2 separate regions of the Mus musculus genome follow, and region 1 is linked to region 2. Evidence: chromatin contacts called from ENCODE Hi-C or POLR2A ChIA-PET data. All regions are on one chromosome and are shown on one strand. Each heading gives the region's core, a stretch centred on a gene start or an enhancer-like site at or near the end of the contact. The rest is flanking DNA. Distances are from core to core; before and after follow the strand shown.

What was found. A loop is a pair of places that touch in the nucleus more often than their neighbours do. ChIA-PET counts read pairs that join two places held with the same protein, here RNA polymerase II (POLR2A).
Region 1: a loop to region 2 is called in a map of heart, with 2.0 times the contacts of the local background. The contact joins the promoter of Zmym6 here to the promoter of Tmem35b in region 2. A Hi-C loop is called at or near these places in 1 of 37 maps with a recorded cell type or tissue (heart). POLR2A ChIA-PET finds 5 or more read pairs at or near these places in 2 of 5 experiments (Patski and embryonic stem cell).

The regions. Positions count from the first base shown.
Region 1 is chr4:127,072,566-127,079,422 of GRCm38, reverse strand. It overlaps Zmym6 (zinc finger, MYM-type 6), which reads right to left and starts at 2,040. Exons shown (of 14, transcript NM_001285885.1): 1 at 877-2,040. The coding sequence starts at 966.
Region 2 is chr4:127,120,241-127,127,514 of GRCm38, reverse strand. Tmem35b (transmembrane protein 35B) reads right to left here and starts at 1,472. Exons shown (of 3, transcript NM_001099319.2): 1 at 1,322-1,472. The coding sequence starts at 1,426. Zmym6 (zinc finger, MYM-type 6) reads right to left here. Exons shown (of 14, transcript NM_001285885.1): 13 at 6,943-7,087; 14 at 3,141-5,166. The coding sequence ends at 3,338.

The sequences.
Region 1 (6,857 bases), core at 791-3,290, 49 kb after region 2:
AGTGTCCCTAATCATCATTACCATTTCTATATTTTTTAAAGACTTATTTATGTACTTGAGTACAGTGCTGCTCACTTCAGACACACCAGAAGAGGGCTTCAGATCCCATTAAAGATGGTTGTCATCCACCATGTCGATTTACTGTAGAGGATTGAACTCAGGACCTCTGGAAGAGAAGCCAGTGCTCTTAACCACTGAGCCATCTCTCCAGCCACTATATTTGTTTCTTTAACAAAAACAAATATCACACTTACCATGACCTTTTCTCATCTAAAGCACTAAAAACCTGATTAACGCACTGTCTAAGCCCTTTTCATCTTGCTTTAAGAGAAAACCACGCAGCAGGGTCATTTAGAAGGAAAGGAAATTTTCTCATAGCTCTGGAGGTTGTGAATTCCAAGACAAGGGGGCTGCATTTAGTCAAGTCTTCTAGTCACATTACAATGTAGCAAAGGGTAGGAGAGTGCCCAAGAAAGAACAAGACAGCAAGCAAAATGCCCAACTGGCTTTTAAAACCAAGCCACTCCTGGTAATGACAGAGCCTGTACTTGGATCTTTACCTCTCAGGGTCACCCTCCAGCAATCACGCTGAAGCAGGAGTAAGTTTCCAATGAATAAAGTTTGGAGGCTCCATTCATTTTGGACTAGCACTGACAATTGCGCACTCACAGCACTGGGAATATACTCTACTACTTAATCGTATATCCCCCAGCCTCCATAGGACTCACCTAACGCATGAAAAAAATTAATCAGTTGGGTTGTATCAACGTATAAACCAGCAACCATTGAGTACCATTCATTTCCAATTCTCCGGAATAATACCAATTCTAACGCTAATAATTTTTAGTATTTTGAAAGTCAAAAGAAAATGCTTACATGAGCATCATCAGGTTCTTCTTTAATTCTGTCCAGAAGCCCTTGTTGTGCCATTGCTTTGTCACATCCACCATCCAAAGGTTCTTTCATTCTAAGTGCTTATGCCGAGTTCTTATCCCATCTAAAACTAAGATGACGCCTAAAACATAATATAAAGGATTGGTACTTGGGTTTTGTTTTCCTTCATACTAACATGTTAATAGCTTCAGGATCGAGCATTTGAGCAACACCCTTCTGGGACTAGGACTAACTGTTCTTTTTGCTCCTGGATTAGCTACCTTCCAATGAGAAAAGTCTTAGACAAGCACTATGGTCTTCACTATATTGGAGGTTGTTGCGATACAGACTGGCTGAACACGCCACAGGAGGACCCTAGCAAGTGGACAGCTGGACTCAGTACTTAATTTCTGATTGTGTGGACACTGACATGTGACTCATGTCTGCTCCAAGTGAGGCCTCACCTTTGCCTCTACCTCAGCCTGCACTAACAATAAGAACCGATTTCTCATCCTAAAGCCACTTCAGAGCCTCAGACGTCATCACAACTAGAACGCTAGGTTCCCATTTAGAGGTGGGCCAACTGGTCATTCTGGAGGCAACTCCCCCTAACGTCTTCCTATAAACCAGTGATTCTCAACATTCATAAACTCGGTTAATGTGGCGACCCCCAACTATAAAATTATTTCGTGGCTCCGTCATAACTGTAATTTTGCTAATTGCGAATTGTAATGTAAATATTTGATATGCGACCCTGTGAGGGTTGAGAATGGCTGCTAGAAACCCCTGTCTGGGCTCTCTTCAGATTCCCAAACGGTAGTACAAATGTAAGCCAAGCTATAAAGGAAACCCTCGCAAAAGGCCTGTCATCAATTCCAGCCAGCCATAGAAACAACAGGTTTTTTAAAACCCTGTTGCGAAGCCGGGTCGAGAACTTTCCACCACTTGCCACAGTTGTAACACTCTACAGGCGCGTATCCCTCCTCTGAATGTCGCAAGCTCTCCGGCGTTCCCGTTCGCAACCAGAATTCCCCAGCCTGTCCCCCAAAGGCCAGAGGAGGAACTCAGTCTCCAACGGAGCGCGCGAGCCGCCAACTGCAGCGAGCCTGAGGATGCTACGGCACCACCGCGGCGCAGCCCGCCGCCGGTCACGTGATGAGCTGCCACTCCGCCCCCGCCAGAAGGGGACGGTCCTGTCACGTGAGGTTACCCAGAACTTCCTGCGGCGCCTAGTCACGTGGAGGGCCACGCCCCGTTTGGGCACGTGGTACGTTGCCCCCTCACAAGCCCACAGGCCTGAGCGGCTTTCTCTAGCCCGGTAGGACACCCGCCTCCAATGAGACGCCAGTCGGAGAATGCACAAAAGCATTCAAGGTCTCAGGTGGGGACCATGACAAATTACTTTACTGGAATCGCCTGAGGAATGGCAACGCAACGCCTTGACAACTGCGCGTGCGCACTCCTATTTATGCGCTAGACCTGAGGTAATTGGACGTTCCCGGCCTTCATTCCCGCCCTCTATTCCCATCATGCCCTAGACCTAGCCGTCCCAGCATTCTCACTTCCGATATGATTGACTTCTTAAAGAGACAGGGCTGTGGAAAAAAAAAACTGGAGGGCTGTAGAGTTGGCCCAGTGGTTAAGAGCACTGACTGCTCTTCCAGAGGTCCTGAGTTCAATTCCCAGCAACCACATGGTGGCTCACAACCATCTGTAATGGAATCCAATACCCTCATCTGGTGTGTCTAAAGACAGCTACAGTGTACTCATATACATAAAATAAATAAAATCTTTAAAAAAAGAAAAGAAAAAGCTGGAAGGAGAAATGGAGGAATGTCAAAGCTCAGAAGTGTTAGATGGAGCTGTATATGCCCTTCTCCATTTTTTAATGTGCATCACAGTTGAGGAACATAGGAGAAAGATGACTAGCGCTCAACCATCTTTCTCTTTTTTGGCCTATAGTCAGGACAAAGTCTCATAGCTCAATAAACCAAGAAAATCCCTCACAGACAAACTCAGATACCTGTCCCCAAGTTGATTCTAAATCCCATCAATTTAATAAGATTAATCATCACATGTGAACCTGAACCCCACTGGAGCTGGACTCCAGCACTTAAGGGGCAAAGATCTAAAATGAGAGAAGGCTGAGCACGAAAGATACTAAAGGGCATGGGAACAGGAGGATTCTGATTTGAGGAGAAGGGTCAACCAAAACAAAATTGTGTGAAAACACCAGAGGAAATCTACCCATACATGGTATTATAAATTATAATCAAATATTAGAGACAGTACACATAGTTTCTATTTAAAATGTATGTTTTTGTTTTCTATTATTTGATAATTTTATGCATGCATATGTGCTTTGATCAAATCCCTTCCCCTGTCCCCTGCCATTCACTCTGCCTTTTCAAACCCACTTGGTCCACTTAGTGATGTCTGCATGTGCATGGGCTTATCTTCTGCAGCATGGGTGTCATCTCATGTCCCATATCCCTGAAGAAAATGGACTAAATATCAAAGCGTTATTGCCGGGCATGGTGGTGCAAGCCTTTAATCCCAGCACTTGGGAGGCAGAGGCAGGCAAATTTCTGAGTTCGAGGCCAGCCTGGTCTACAGAATGAGTTCCAGGTCAGCCAGGGCTACACAGAGAAACCCTGCCTTGAAAAACCAAGTATATATATATATATGTGTGTGTGTGTGTGTGTGTGTGTGTGTGTGTATAATGTTACTAAATTCATGTTTTAAAAATATCTTCTCTGTATGATTGATGAGGTTTGGTTTTTTTTTTTTTTTTTTTTTTTTTTTTTTTTTGGTTTTTCGAGACAGGGTTTCTCTGTATAGCCCTGGCTGTCCTGGAACTCACTTTGTAGACCAGGCTGGCCTCGAACTCAGAAATCCACCTGCCTCTGCCTCTGCCTCCCGAGTGCTGGGATTAAAGGCATGCGCCACCACACCCGGGTTTTGGTTTGGTTTTTTGAGACATGGTTATACTGTGTAGCCCTGCTGTCCTAGAACTCACTCTGTAGTCAGTTGGCATTCACCTGCCTTTACCTCTCAAGTGCTGGGAATAAAGACATGTATCATCACGGCCTGACTGATTGAGTTTTTCTAAAATAAAACATTTGCTTTAAAACCGGTTCAAATTTTTAAACCTCTGAACTGAGGTGGTGAGTGCCTGCAATCTCAGCACTCAGAAGACAGCAGGGCTATCCTTAGCTAAATAACAAGTCTGAAGGCAGCTTGAACTACATGAAATGCTATGATGAAAAAAATCCATGAGTCTTCAGTTTTCTACCTACAGAAAGAAGCTGGCAAAGACTAGTAGAGGAGCTAGAGAGATGGCTCAGCAATTAAGAGCATTTATTCTTGCAGAAGACCTGGGATCTGTTACCAGGACCAACATGGCAGCTTTCAAGCACCTGTAACTCCCGTTTCTGGGGACACAGTGCCCTCTTCTGACATCTGAGGGCAACAGACACACACATGGTACACAGATAAACTTGCAGACAGAAGATTCATAAACTTAAAATTAAAAAAAAATGTTTAAATCTAGCAGACTTCAGTGGGCAGATGGCTTAGTTAGTAAAGTGCTTACTATGTAAGCATAAAGACTTGTGCTCAGACTCTCAGAATGCACATAAAATCTGGGTGTGGCAGCATATACCCCATATCCTATCACTGAGAGTGTACACACAGGAGGATCCTTGGTTCAGTGAGAAACCCTATCTCAAGAAATTAGGTATAGAAGCAATTAAAGAAGAAACCTGTAGTGGCTATTCGTGCTTTTCAACTTGTCTACATCTGGAATTAACAGAAATAAAACAAAACAACCAAAAACTGGGGCACAATTGTGAGGGATTTTTGCTTAATTTGAAGTGGAAAGATCTGCTTATAATCTGGATCCATTTATAATCTGGGAAAATACACCCTTAATTCTGAATTTTTTGAAGTGGGAAGATAAGCCTCTACTGTGGGCCATACCTTCTGTTGGAAGCCTATGTAATGACAAAGAAGAAGGAAACCTTGCTCTTTGCCTGCCTACTTTTGCCTCAATAGTAAGTCCATCCCTACACTGGCATTTAGAGCTTACTACTTCTAGATTCCAGCATATTTGGAAGACTATCTGAGACATCCAGCCTTGTAGATCAAATGACTACTGGATTCTTGGACCTTTAGTTCATAGGCAACTGTTGTTAGATTAGCTGGGCCACAACCTGTAAGTCATTAGAGAGAGAGAGAGAGAGAGAGAGAGAGAGAGAGATCCTTGATTACAAGGTTAAGGCATTTGTTATATAAAATTGTCTGGGGGTGTATGAAGTCAAGAGTCCAGAGACAGAAACAAAACCCTCTTTAAAAAAAGAAAGAAGCCGGGCAGTAGTAGCCCACGCCTTTAGTCACAGCACTTGGGGGGCAGAGGCAGGCGGATTTCTGAGTTCAAGGCCAGCCTGGTCTACAGAGTGAGTTCCAGGACAGCCAGGGCTATACAGAGAAACCCTGCCTCAAATAAATAAATAAATAAATAAATAAACAAACAAATAAAAGATGAATTTTAAAATTTTTAAAAAGAAAGAAAGAAAACAAAACCTTAAACTACTCAAGAGTAGAAGAATAGAACAAGCTTTTAATCCTAGAACTGGAGGCAGAGGCAGGTGTATGAATGAGTTCTAGGCCAGCCTGGTCTACAGAGTGAGTTCTATGATAGCCAGGGCTACAAGGAGAAACCGTGCTTGAAAAACAAGAATAGGCCAGGTGGTGGTGGCGCATGCCTTTAATCCTAGCACTTGGGAGGCAGAGACAGGCAGATTTCTGAGTTCGAGTCCAGCCTGGTCTACAGAGTGAGTTCCAGGACAGCCAAGACTACAGAGAAACCCTGTCTCGAAAAACCAAAAAGAAAAGAAGAAGAAGAAGAAGAAGAAAAAGAAAAAGAAAAACAAGAATAGGAAAATATAATAACAGGTGCCCAGAGAGATTTCAAGGTTGCTGTGGATCTGACAGTGATGACGCTTTTTCTACTTCCTCCTGTCCTTTTTTTTTTTCCTTTGAAGTGCTGAAGATCACCTGTGCATACAAGGCAGACACTCTACTACTGAGCTATGACCCAGCCAAGAGTTCTTTTTTTTTTAAAGATTTATTTATTTTTTATTATATGTAAGTACACTGTAGCTGTCTTCAGACACACCAGAAGAGGGAGTCAGATCTCATTACGGATGGTTGTGAGCCACCATGTGGTTGCCGGGATTTGAACTCAGGACCTTCAGAAGAGCAGTCGGGTGCTCTTACCTGTTGAGCCATCTCACCAGCTCCCCCAGCCCAGAGTTCTTAACACCTCATTTTTTTTTTAAATTAAAAAGAAATGTTTTCCCCTAAAACTGAAGTTAGAGAGCATTCTAGCATGTAACTAGGACTCAAGGGACAGTGATGGGATGCTTGCATAGTGTCTTCCCTGATTCTCACTTTGTTGACAGAGGCACAGCAGAGAACTTTTCCTGGCATCCTGAATAGTTCTGCTTGCTCCCGATGACTCGTGCAGATTCAGTGGAGGTGTGGCTGTTTCTGCTGGATTGGGCCACTGTGGGAAGCCACATGTGCCGTTGCTGAGTGGCACTGACTACTGCTGGCCACCACGCATAAGATTGGACAAACAACCAATGTGTACATATGCAGTAAAGTTTTTTGCAAAGACACTGCCTGGCCCAGGCATGATAATGAGGTTCTGTAAGGTACTGAGAGTATAACCAATCAGATGTGAGACATGCAAATGAGGTATAATGAGGTTCTGTAAGGTACTGAGAGAGAGTAGCCAATCAGATGAGGAACATGCAAATGAGGCTTAGTGCATAACCAATCCGGGTGTGAGACACGCCCCTCCTAGGCCTATAAAAGCAGCACCAGTTCTGGGCTCGAAGTCTTTTCGCCTCTACAATCAAGCTCTCCCAATAAACATGTGCAGAAGGATCCTGTTGCAGCATCGTTCTTCCTGGCCA
Region 2 (7,274 bases), core at 223-2,722:
GGGCCAGGGCCTAGGAAGGGCTACAGATTCTCTTTGTGCCAGGTCTAGTTTCTCTTCTCTCTGAATATCTGCAGGTGGGATGGATAGACTCCTTAGAGAATGACTGACACTTTCCATCTTCTATGCAGGTCCTGATTCTACTGTGGCAGACACAAGGAACAGCTGAGGGGGTGTAACACACCCTACTCAGACCCTTCCCTGGGCCTGCTCCACCCTCAGGACTGTTTCCTGTGGTCCAACAGCAGCCCTGCCTGTCCTACTCTGGCTTCCAAGGAGGGAGCTCCATACTGTCACCTACAGAGCTGCTCCAGAACCCCACAGCTGAATTGAAAGGGGGAAAAAAAGCACGGATTTTAAATTTACACTTTTATGCTGGGCTACAGTGACAGCTATCCTGGAGTGTATGTGGTCCAAGGGCCGCACATGAGACACACCTGCAGAGAGTTTAAGCTGTTTGGCTTTTACCATATCTATCCTAAAGAACCCACCATCTTAGGGAAGAAGAAAGAAGAAAAGAGGAGGAGGAGGGGAGGAGAGGAGGGGAAGAAGAAAGAGGAAAGGAAGAAGAAAAAAGGAGGAAGGGAGGAGAGGAGGAGGAGGAAAAGGAGAAGAAAATCGTAGTAGTACCCAGGCTTGGGAGGTGGCAACAGGGGTCTTCCACAGAGCCTGGCTTCTCTGAGGGTCTGGAAACTGCTGGTAGACCCTCTCGGGATAAGGAACTACAGTCAGTGACTTCTATGCTTCTGTCCCAGGCTGCGTGGGACACTGAGGAGTCTAGTTAGATTGGTCTACTTTGAGCCTTGCTTGAATAGCTGTGTAATGTTTTGGTAAATTACATTTTACCATCATGACTAGTTTCAAGCTTAAAAAAGATTTCTAAGGTAGGTAAGCCGTTAATCCCAGTAGTCTGGAGGTTGGGGTAGGTGGATCTCTGCAAGTTCGAGGCCAGCCACTACACTGAGTGAGCTCCGGGCCAGCCAGCCAGAGGGACACATTCAGAAGACCAGCTCAAACAAACAAACAAAAACCAAATAAAGTAAAATTCTGCCTCCCCAACCTGGAACAATGGGTTGGTGGATGTGGGGTGGAGAGGGGTGCTAGGTCACTTTTTCACTTTGTCTTCCTGGACCTCCTGAGTCCCATCACTTCTCCAACTCTAAATCGGCCTGGGGACAACATGCTCAGCCAGCAGTTAAGTCCCGTGCCCTCCCACCTGGAGAAGGTGTAGAAAATAGGAGGAAAGGCCCAGGCGGCCTCGAGCCCGAAGGCATGAAGCCCCCGGGAACCGAGCACACACTGTCCTTCCCCGGGTGCCGCTCACCATCTGTTGTGACACGGGGGCCGAGACCTGAAAGAGCTTGGCAGCCCCGGTGAGCGCGAAGAAGACGCCAAGCAGAACCCGCAACACGCCTACCCTGAACGACATAGCAGCGCCCGCCTTCCTGGACGACTCTTCCTCCCTACCGGAAGACTACAGTCGGTCCGGCCCGCCCACCCGGTTACGCCCAACTTTCAGCCCCGCCCACTGATGGCCACCTCCGCTAAGACCCGCCCACTGAGGCCTTTCCTTACAGGCTGTACTCATTGTGGAGGGTGCGGAGTATCGGGTGTGTGTCCACGCGATCTGGCCTTCAAACCCACCCGTGCTAGAGGAATCTGACACCACCCAACTCCCTGAGTGTCTCTGGGTCTGCAGCTGTATGGAAGTTGCACAATGGCCTTCAGAAAGTTACTAGAAAATCAGTGAACCCTACAATTAATGAGCAATAAAGCAGTAACTGTAAGTTTTTCTGGTCCACCTATGCCTAAAATACCTGCCCCTCCCATTGCTCAACCAAAAGAAAAATGAGAAAGATATTTAAAGAATCCCTTACTTGGTTGCACTGGCAAACAGAGGACCAATTTTTTCCGGTTGTCGAGTTTTTTAACACACACCCATAAGGAAAATAATAACATTCTAGAAATGATTAAGCAATGTTCAAGGAATTTTCACAACAATTGAAAATTATATAAAACTAACACCTCGGGGTACAAGGGTGAAAGTGTTGACCTGCATCCATTTGTATACCATCTATGGCTGAGCCACTGAATACTATCTGACCTTTCATGAAAGCTGGCTACTGCCACGCATGATGTGCCTGTAATTCCCCAACTAGTGAGGATAAGGCCTGAGGACTGCCCAGAGTTGAATGAACTTCACAGCAAGAACTAGGCTAGTGAGGACTATATCGCAAAGGCCAGTCTCAAAATAAAATAAAATAAAATAATTCCCAAGCCCTGGTCTATGGGTCCAAAAGAAGCCCTATGGTCTCAAACCCTCCCACTGTTCATGCTTACTGGCCACGTACTTGGATCTGCTTCCATCTACATAACTCTCGGAGGGCTGGCGATATGGCTGGTGACTAAAACTGCTCATGTTTTTAAAGTGCACATGCCTACTTGGTCATGCAGGAAGGTACTGGTTGCTGGCCTAACTTAACTCTGTTTTGTCACTTTTTTTCCCCTGAGTCACTTTCTCCTGTGATAGATAACCTTGGAAAGACAAAACTCACCCAAAAGCATAATGACAGTGAAGAAGCAAAGCCAGCTCCAAGCAGCAGCGAGTCTGGCAGAGCAGACCAGGCCTTAAATGGGGCAAATGCCACAGTGATGAGGCTAAAACCAAACTGCTCCCTAAAGTGGGAACCATTTGCAAAACTAGAACTGAAAGAACCATCAATCAGACGACTGTCCTTACCAAGAAGTCCGACTGTCAGGCGCCCAACCCTCCACTGTTCCCTTTTCCTGTGATATTTCAGAGTCCCAGTTAGTCCTTCAAACTAAGGTGGCATTGTGTCCCAGCAGTCAGGAAGCAGAGGTAGTCAGATCTCTGAGTTCTAAGCTAGCCTGGTTGACATGAGTTCCAGGATAGCTAGGGCTATACAGAGAGGCCCTGTCTCAAACAAAACAAAACAAAAACTGCTGAGGTGGGTGGGGTCAATGAATCACAATTTGTTCTTCCCAGCCCAGTCTTGCTCTGCCCTTCACTGCTCACCTCTAACTGGTGTACTGGGACAAGTGGGTTGGCCTGGTCTCTTGGGGAACTCCGTAAACAAGACATTTCCTCTTGAAACTTCAAGAACAATCACCAACATAAAGGCTACATTTTCTCCCTTGTGTTATTAAAATTACATATAATTATGCTCAGTTCCACAATTCTTAAATCCCTGTACAACAAAGGAAAAATATTAAAACATTTAATCACTGAAAATACAGATACATTAGCAAATTGTATTTTAGGATACTTATACAAAATTTAACACAAAATTATACACTCTGATGATAAGCAATACGGATACTACTCTTTCTCCTTTGCTAACTTTTCTATCCTTGGAACTAATGATGTGACTGCCAGTCTTAGGGTGGGACCGCAAGTCCGAAGGTCTCTCTGTTTGGATGCAGTCAAGGCTGAAAAGGTGGCATCGCACAGACAGGTGCTTGAGAAGGGCAGCAGCAGCTTCAATGCCTTTTCATGGAGCTTGGGATAACTTGTCTTTGCATTGACCCAAAACTGTGTGACAGACATTGACTTGTGAACTGACTGAAATCCCGTATCGGCAGATAACACGGCGAGTTTCTCTTCCTCGGAGTCAGTGAGATTGTTACTGTGGTAAGTGGCAAAAGGATCTGTGAGCCACAGGTTTCCGGAACGCAAGTCCTCTTCTGGTGGGTAACAGGCATGGAATATCTGAGAAAGTCCTTCCAGGTGCTCAAAAATGATGCTAGCAATGTTTTTCACACTTACATCTGATGAGTCCAAGAACTCAGAAAACAGAGGGAACATGCCGTAATCATTCTCCTGTGCACGCTTCAACCACATTTTTAGCCTTTTCTGAAATACGTCAACTTTATTATACAAATTGAAAAAAGTAGTCATGGTTCCTTGGAGACTTGAATTTAATTTATTTATAAGTGAAAATATATCTGCTAGATAGGCTAGCTTTGCAATCCATTCCTCATCATGGAAATACCTGGCCAAATCTGAATGCTTTTGATTTAAAAATATTTCAATTTCATGTCTCAGTTCAAATAATCTTGTTAAAATTCTCCCTCTCGACAGCCAGCGTACTTCAGCATTAAGTGGTAAATTCACATGCTCAGATCCCATCTCTTCACACAAAATTGTCAACATTTGTGAATCTGAAGCACTGTTCTTTACAAAGCTTAAAATTTGTGATGACTGCAAAAGAATTTCATGTAAGCATGGAGATAGCTTTTTGGCTGCTAAGTGTTCACGGTGAATGAAACAATGTGTAAATGTCACTGTATTCTTGGCAATTTCTTGAATTTTTGACCTTAAACGAAAATACCTGTCAGTCATGCTTGCGGCCCCATCAGTACAGAAACCAACACAATGGTTCCAATTCAGAGATCTGCTATCAATATATTTATTTATTAATTCAAACACTTCAAGATCTGTGCTCGGAGAAGGCATTTCAGTGCAAAAAAGTAATTCTTCTTTCACATCTCCACGGTCATAGTCGATGAAGCGGACATAGCAGAGGAGAAGCGGCACCTCTGTGGCCTCAGACGACTCGTCCACCTGAAGGGCAAACCACCTGGACTCCCTGACCTTCTGCAGCAGCTGATCTTCGATGTCATCAGACAGTTTCTTGATCCTGCACCCAATTGTGCTATTAGAAAGAGGGATGGTTTTCATTTTTTCTCCAGCACTTGAACCTAAAACTTCTGAACACATTTCTACTAAATATGGTTTAATTAATTCTTCAGCAATCGAGAATGGCTTATTCCTGGCGGCAATTTGGAAAGCGATTAAATAAGAAGCTTTCACAAGTGACTCTTCAACTAGTAAACACTTTTTTAAAGAACTATTTTGACATTCCATTTCAAGTGACTTTTCCTCAAAAAAGTCTACAGGCTTGTTCTCTAAGTCTGAATGTTTTGCCTTCAAATGGTTAGAAAGACTTACTGGCATCACACTTTCACTAGGTAAGACCTCTCCACAAATGACACACTGTGGGCTTGGTGAACTTTCCTCTGATCCAGAACAGATAATGAAACCGAATCTGATATACTCTGCATTGTAAGTCTGGGAAAAGTCTACTCTTCTTCTTTTTGCCGGTGGAGACTCAGGTTCTTCACTCTTCCATTCTGGCAGAGGTAAATCTAAAGGAAATATGTGAATCACTGTTACAATATGAACATGTATAATATGATATGAACAAATGTGTTATGAAAAACTGGATAAAGATCTATTAACACAGCTTGAACCAATGCTGCCTAGAAAATTTAAAATCTAGGTGGGCAGTGGTGGCGCACACCTTTAATCCCAGCACTCAGGAGGCAGAGGCAGGTGGATTTCTGAGTTCGAGGCCAGCCTGATCTACAGAGTGAGTTCCAGGACAGCCAGGGCTACACAGAGAAATCCTGTCTCGAAACCCCCTCCCCACCCCCCAAAAAAATCAAATCTAGCCGTTGAAAAGAACACTTAGGAGCTAGAGTACAGCTCAGTGGTAGGGCACTTTACTTGGGATGTGTGACACCCTGCAGCCAATGCTCAGCACCAAGACAGACAAATCAACCACATGTAAACTCTAAGGCCAGTCCTGGAGTTTGGCTGTGTTGTGTACACTAGAATCTAAGCCCAGCACTCAGGAGGCAGAGGCAGGTGGATATCTAATGAGTTAGAGGCCAGCCTGGTCTACAGAATAAGTTCCTCGATAGCCAGGGCTACACAGAGAAATCTTAACTCAAAAAACAAAAAGACCCAAAGACCCAATAATACAAAACAAAATGAAAATGAAACATAAACATCCCAGATGTCCACAGACCCTTTACTACTGTTTACATGAAAAGAAAGGTTTCAGAAGTTCATGTAGCAGATAAGAGTATCATTTTCCACAGAAATATAAAACAATCAAGTTTCCTGAAGAAAGAATTCTCTGGCCGGGCAGTGGTGGTGGCCCACACCTTTGATCCCAGCACTCGGGAGGCAGAGGCAGGTGGATTTCTGAGTTCAAGGCCAGCCTGGGCTACAGAGTGAGCTCCAGGACAGCCAGAGCTACGCAGAGAAACCCTGTCTCGAAAAACAAAAAACCAAACAAACAAAACAAAACAAAACAAAAAGAAATCTCTGACTCCTACCAAAGGAAAGGAACCCTATTAAAATGTCAATATTACTTTTACCAGAGTAAGCTTTATCTGTTTGTTTATTTAGAGACAGGCTCTTGCTATTCAGCCCAAAATGGCTTTAAACTCAAGACTTTTCTGCCTCATTCTCCCAAATAGCTGGGACTATAGTAGCTCACCATAACACCCAGGCACAGACTAGGTTTTTTACTTATATGTTAGTCTATGGAATAAAGTTATGCTTAACAACAAAAGAAACTGGGACTGTAGCTCTGTGGCAAAATGCAAAGCTCTAAATTGACACATCGGCATCACATACACACACACACCTTGGGCAGAGCCGGCTACTAAAATAACTGAAAAATGCAAGGAATATGAGATTAAGGCATTACCATTGATTGGGGCAACACTTTATAGCTTTTCCATGTAGGAGTTCAACTTTCTATCACCAACACCCCAGACCTATTATCTATTATTTCAATAACCTATAATTAAATAATTAAGTGCAGAGTTTAAAAGAAAGGAAGGAAGAAAAGAAGAAAAAAAATTTGGATGAACTAAGGCTCAACTGGTAATGCTTTTAAGCAAATATGATATATATCAGTAATTATAATGGCTTATTTATACATTTGAAAAAGTAATGTGTACACATATAAAATGTTCACCTCTACATATAATACTTTGTATGCATATGGATTTGAAGTATATAATCCAGGAATTAATACTTTACACTGAAAATTACTGCCTTTACCTTTTCATAATAAAACAAAGCAGAAAACAAAGCTTATACAAGGTGCCAGGACACTTCCTTACCTGTCTGGCATGCAGCATGGTGGGTATGTGGCCTGCAAGAGGTGGCCTTGGTCTGGGTGACTGGCTTGCACAATATGCCTTTGTTCTTCAGAAGCTTGGGGGGCTGCAGAGGCTGAAGTCTCTCAGCAGGTGCCTGTGCACTTCCCTAGTTAGAAACAAATCAATGAACCAGAGTGCTTTTAGTACATTACCAATGACTATATTGTTATCATATGAAAAGCAATGTTATCCCTCTAGAAGAGTAGTTACAAACAGAAAGCATTCTGGGGGAGAAATTACCAACACTACTAACTCCTAATTCCCCTAATCAGCATTGATTCCATTTATTGACT